2 separate regions of the Homo sapiens genome follow, and region 2 is linked to region 1. A link is a loop called in an ENCODE intact Hi-C map of the cell type or tissue named here. Cell type or tissue: tibial artery. All regions are shown on one strand. Region 1 overlaps PIP5K1B (phosphatidylinositol-4-phosphate 5-kinase type 1 beta). Region 2 overlaps PIP5K1B (phosphatidylinositol-4-phosphate 5-kinase type 1 beta).

Evidence for each region. Peaks named below come from ENCODE experiments on the same cell type or tissue, not always from the same donor. Only the 100,000 strongest peaks of a DNase experiment are listed, where the experiment ranks them.
Region 2: a loop joins it to region 1, with 2.3 times the contacts of the local background. A loop is called at or near these places in 6 of 110 quality-filtered maps.

The regions. Positions count from the first base shown.
Region 1 is chr9:68,933,873-68,936,372 of GRCh38, reverse strand. PIP5K1B (phosphatidylinositol-4-phosphate 5-kinase type 1 beta) reads right to left here. Exons shown (of 16, transcript NM_003558.4): 13 at 1,328-1,483. It also overlaps the pseudogene RNU6-820P. Among named protein-coding and RNA genes, the nearest start is that of PRKACG, 79 kb to the left of the region's middle. In tibial artery, no CTCF peak of the experiment used is centred here; no DNase peak of the experiment used is centred here; H3K27ac peaks cover 547 bases.
Region 2 is chr9:68,853,509-68,856,008 of GRCh38, reverse strand. The region is part of intron 4 of PIP5K1B (phosphatidylinositol-4-phosphate 5-kinase type 1 beta); the gene reads right to left. Among named protein-coding and RNA genes, the nearest start is that of PABIR1, 75 kb to the right of the region's middle. In tibial artery, no CTCF peak of the experiment used is centred here; no DNase peak of the experiment used is centred here.

The DNA of each region.
Region 1 (2,500 bases):
TTTAGCAAAGTAGGAATAAAAAAAGGAACTTCCTTGACTTGATTATGGGTATCAAATACAGCAAACTTCTTTTTCAACAGTGAAACATTAGAAGTACTCCCTTTAAAATCAGGACAAAGCAAGGCTGTCTACAATCACCACTTCTATTTATCATTGTACAAGAAGTCCTAACCAGCAAGTTAAGAAAGAAAAAAAGACAAAAAGGGTGTGAAGTCTATGCAATAGCAACAAATGGCCAGAAAACTCAATTCTTAAAAAAGATACTGTTTTTAAAAATCCAGAAAAAAATCTATATCAATATCTCTGCATTTATCCAAGAAATAAATCTAACAAAAGGTATATGTACAAGCCACACAAGAAAAATATTATAAAACTTTATTGAAATTCATTAAAGCGCTCACTTTGGCAGCACATATACTAAAATTGGAACGATACAGAGAAGATTAGCATGGCCCCTGTGCAAGGATGACATGCAAATTTGTGAAACGTTCCATATTTTTCCTTTCTGCCTCTTTTCTTTCCTTCTCTTGGTACCTGCTCATGGTTATGAAGCTTTCAAAGTAAAGAACGTGTAGTACCTCCTGAGTATTACCAGTGGGTACCAAAAAATAAATCATTAAAGAAGACCTAAATGAAGAGACAACTTATTGTTACATTGAGTGTATGTGTGTGTATGTGTACTCGTGCATATGTGTATGTGTACATGTACAGAATAAGGTCTAGAAGTAAAAGCAACAAAATGTTAGTATTTGTTACCATCAGGTAGTGGAAGCAGACATTTTTCTTTTTGAATTAGTATTGTCTAATTTTTATCGTAAACCATAAATTGTATTTTTTATGTGGTAGTTAAAATGTGCATGAACTGCATCTTACTGTAGCTATCCTATTTATTTATTTATTTATTTGGGACAGAGTCTTGCTCTGTTGCCCAGGCTGGAATGCAATGGTGCAATCTCAGCTCATTGCAGCCTCCGCCTCCTGGGTTCAAGTGATTCTCATGCCTCAGCTTCCCAAGTAGCTGGGATTACAGGCGCCCGCTATCACGCCTGACTAATTTTTTGTATTTTCAGTAGAGACAGGGTTTCGCCATGTTGGCCAGGCTGGTTTCGAACTCCTGACCTCAAGTGATCCACCCACCTAGGCCTCCCAAAGTGTAAGGATTACAGGCATGAGCCACTGCGCCCGGCCACTGCAGCTATCCTTTAAAAACTTAATTAATATATTTTATTTCTTAGAGCAGGTATTTTTAAATTTTTCTTCTGCAAATTTACTTGTATAAATAAATCACAAGAACGTTTGTCTTTTTAAAAAAGTTACATATCTTTACCTTCTTCATCAAGGCTGCTAAAACTTTGTCCTTCAGTCAGCAAATCCCGCTTCTCATCCTTCCATTCCTGGCTAATTGAGGACACAATCTCCTGTGAAGTGGCCTTTAGGGCGGCGATTGAATTGCACCGTTTCTTAGACGGTGAAGCCTTCAAAGCTAGACAGAAAGGAAAAGGACAAATACAGATATTTACTGTAAAATCACATTACTATTTTATTTAAAAGTGAATATTTTATTATTTATTAACATTTTAGTTATTATTTGAATAGAAGACAAGACGCTTATTTTATATATATGGAAAGGGAGATGAACTTGTTTCATCTGATGAATACGATGAATTGGCTATATTATTTGTCCAAAATGACTTGACTTAAATCAGAATTTCCTAGAGCAAATTAAAAGTTAAAATTTCTCTCCAGATTTTGCAATAAAGTCTTACTTGAGGTAAAATTCAAATGTTTTATTGCTAAAGAATCATTCCCCCCTCTCCAAACAATGTTTTTCTAGTGCTGGGAGGAGGATGGGTGAGTTGATAAGCACAGATGGTAAAGTATAGAGAATTCTCACGACCCTGGTTTTATTAACTTGGGACTGGGAATTTCTAAACATGCCAATGTTTAATCTTCTACTCATGTTGCCCAATTTAGCCAAGTTACTTCTGGTTGCTTTTTTCTTTCTGTGACTTTCCACTGACATTTCCTACCCTTTAGCTCTTTTCTAGGTCATGGTTTTATGTCAGACGTATAATTCACTTCCAATCTTTGTCTAAACAGCAGTCTACAACTTCAGAAGTGTGTTGGGAACCTGAACTAATGAAAATGTACTTCACCATCAATCATGCTTGCTGAAGCCTGGGACTTCATGGAGGACACGTCCATGGAAGCTGCTTAAGCGGCAGCAAGGCCATCCTTATTTACATTCACTATTTGCTGCAATAATTCTTCTTGGCTTAATATTGCTTGAGAATTTCCTTGGAGGGAGGGGGAGAGGGAAGTTGAGGCCTCTTTATGTTTTCCCCTGAATATGTTTTTGGCAGTGTCTCTCTTCCTTTAGAAGTTTGCATAAAGGGGTAGCCTGATAGTAAGTGTATTAGAGTAATTGTGTTTAGCCTTGGGAATCTCAGAGCTTAGATTACACAGCTCATCTGGGGCCTTCCCAGAGGCTGCTTGCAAG
Region 2 (2,500 bases), 80 kb after region 1:
ACCTTGATTTTAGAACTTTTGACCTCCAGAACTATAAGATAATAAGTTTGCATTGATTTAAGCCACTGAGCTTGTAGTAATTTGTTATAGAAGCAATAGAAAATTAATACAGGAAAGAACTTGAGAAATGATTTGAAGAACTCAGAAGCAAGAGGTTGTCCCACTTCCTCTCAGAGAGGAGGAGGTTTGCCTACCCACAAACTGTATCATTTCCATAGTCCTACAACCAGTTTCATTGGAGGGATTATAGGCAGGAAAGTGATTGGGGGCAGTTGTAGTGGTTCATATAGAGATACTGATGGCTTAGAGAAGGGTGATGAACGAGAGGATGGGCAGAGGAGGTGGATTTGAGATATATTGGAGGGAGGGAGACAGAATTTGCTGCAAACTAGAAATAAGGGACAGAAAAGTACCAGCAATGCCTCCTGGCATTTTCCTTCAGCAGTTGAGAGGACTGAAGTCACTTTACCAAGCTGAGGAAACTGAAGATGGTACCTATTTTGGAGCAGAGATTCAGAGTTCCATTTGAGATGCTAATGAGACATCCAACTGGAGATGCTAACATACAAGTCTGGAGCTTGGGATAGAGGTTAGAGAGAATATTTCATTTTGAGAGTTGTTAGCATATAAATGATATTGAAAACCAAGGGGTTGAATGAGAAAACCAAGAGAGAGAGGGGAGTATCCAAGGAGAGTCCTAAACCACAACAACATTTAGAAAATAGATGGAAGGAGGAAAAGCTTTGGAGGAGACGTAGGAGTGACTAACACAGTAGAAGAAAATCAGGGAAATATGGCTTCACTGAAACCAAGAAAAGAGAGTTTGAAGAAAGGGGTGACAACCGTCTCCACAAGTAGCTCTTTCATCTGATAATATAAATACTACAACTTGATGGAATATCTAAAGCTATGAGTCAAATTCTCTATATTTTTCTCATTCATATTGTTAATTCATATATAAACCTAAATCTGGATCTAGCATATTTGACAAAATTATTTGATGGACTCGTCAAATTATGCCATCACTTAAATCATATTTTAGAAGTGATCCTTAACTTAGAAAAATAAGATACTATGTTAAGTTTAAAAAGCAGGACACAATACAGATCATAAAATTTAAACAAGAAAAACCAAGTACACGTGTACATATCCACGGAGGAAAATAAGACAGGAAGGAAATATACCAAAATGTACAATTATTTCTGGATAGCGGGATATTAGGTGATTTTTGCTTTCAAGTTTTGTACTTCCCAAGTTTTCTAAATTTTATGTTTTATATATTGGGATGGAAATGTCCTCCAATGAAGGTATTGCTACTATGTTTTAAAATACATTTTGAGGCATGACAAAGGCATGTTTAGGAGTTGCTCATCTTTTTAGCTTTTTCTTTTAGGTCAAGGCCTTAATGCAACAAACCTATGTAATGATTGTGCTTTTATAAAATGTAATCATAACAAGTTTATTTTTGTCTCCCACTGTTCCTCTAAATGTATTCTGGGGTTAGATTTTTCTTCTGCCCCAGCATGAAATATACGGCAGGTCTATGACCCTTCTGGTGGCTTCTGGAATAAAAGGTCCTGTCCAGGTATGGTGGCTTGCACCTGTAATTCCAGCATTTTGAGAGGCCAGGGCAGGAGGATCACCTGGGCCTAGGAGTATGAGATCAGCCTGGGCCGCATAGTAAGACCTTTTCTCTACAAAAAATCAAAAAATTGGTCAGGCATGGTGGCGGCACCTGTAGTCCCAGTTACTCAGGAGGCTGAGGCAGGAGGATTGCTTGAGCCTAGGAGGTAAAGGTTGTAGCGAGCTGTGATTGTGCCACTGCATTTCAGCTTGGATGACAGAATGAAACCCTGTCTCAAAAAAAAAAAAAAAAAAAAAGTTTTCTGTTTATTCCCAGTCATAGATCTGTAAAAATGGTCTCATCTAGACATCTGGTATGTACAGTCCAGCTTAATAATAATAATAATAATAATAATAAAAACTTATATATGCTTTTGGTAGCCATCTCTCTCTTCCCCCAGCTTGCCTGGCACAAGCCGGCCTCCAGCAGTGGGAGGGGCTTGGGAGCCTCTCTTCTCTTTTCTGACTGGTTGCTAGAGGGAGGAGAAAAGAGGTAGGAAAGGTGTTTTTTGAAGAGTACAGTTGTAAAATGTACCAGGAACTGAAAAGGCTGTCCAGGTATGTATCTTTTTTTCTTGTGAGGTGCTCTCATGGGGTCTGCAGTTCTCCCCCGCAAATGGCTATTGCATTCCTCTGCCTGGTAGTTTCCTGTTGTTTTTCCAGGTCTTCACATAGACAGGACTGGGGTGACCCCACATTAGCTCTCTCTAGAGCTCAGTGTCCTCCAATGGTCACATATCATTTGCCTGGAACACCCACCCTCCCCAAGGAGCCTTTTTTGGTTTTGCCGTCATCAGAGCAGCTGACCAAAACTTCTCTTCTGAAAACTTTCTGATTTTTCAGAAAAATACTATAGTCTATTGCATCCTCCAGGCTC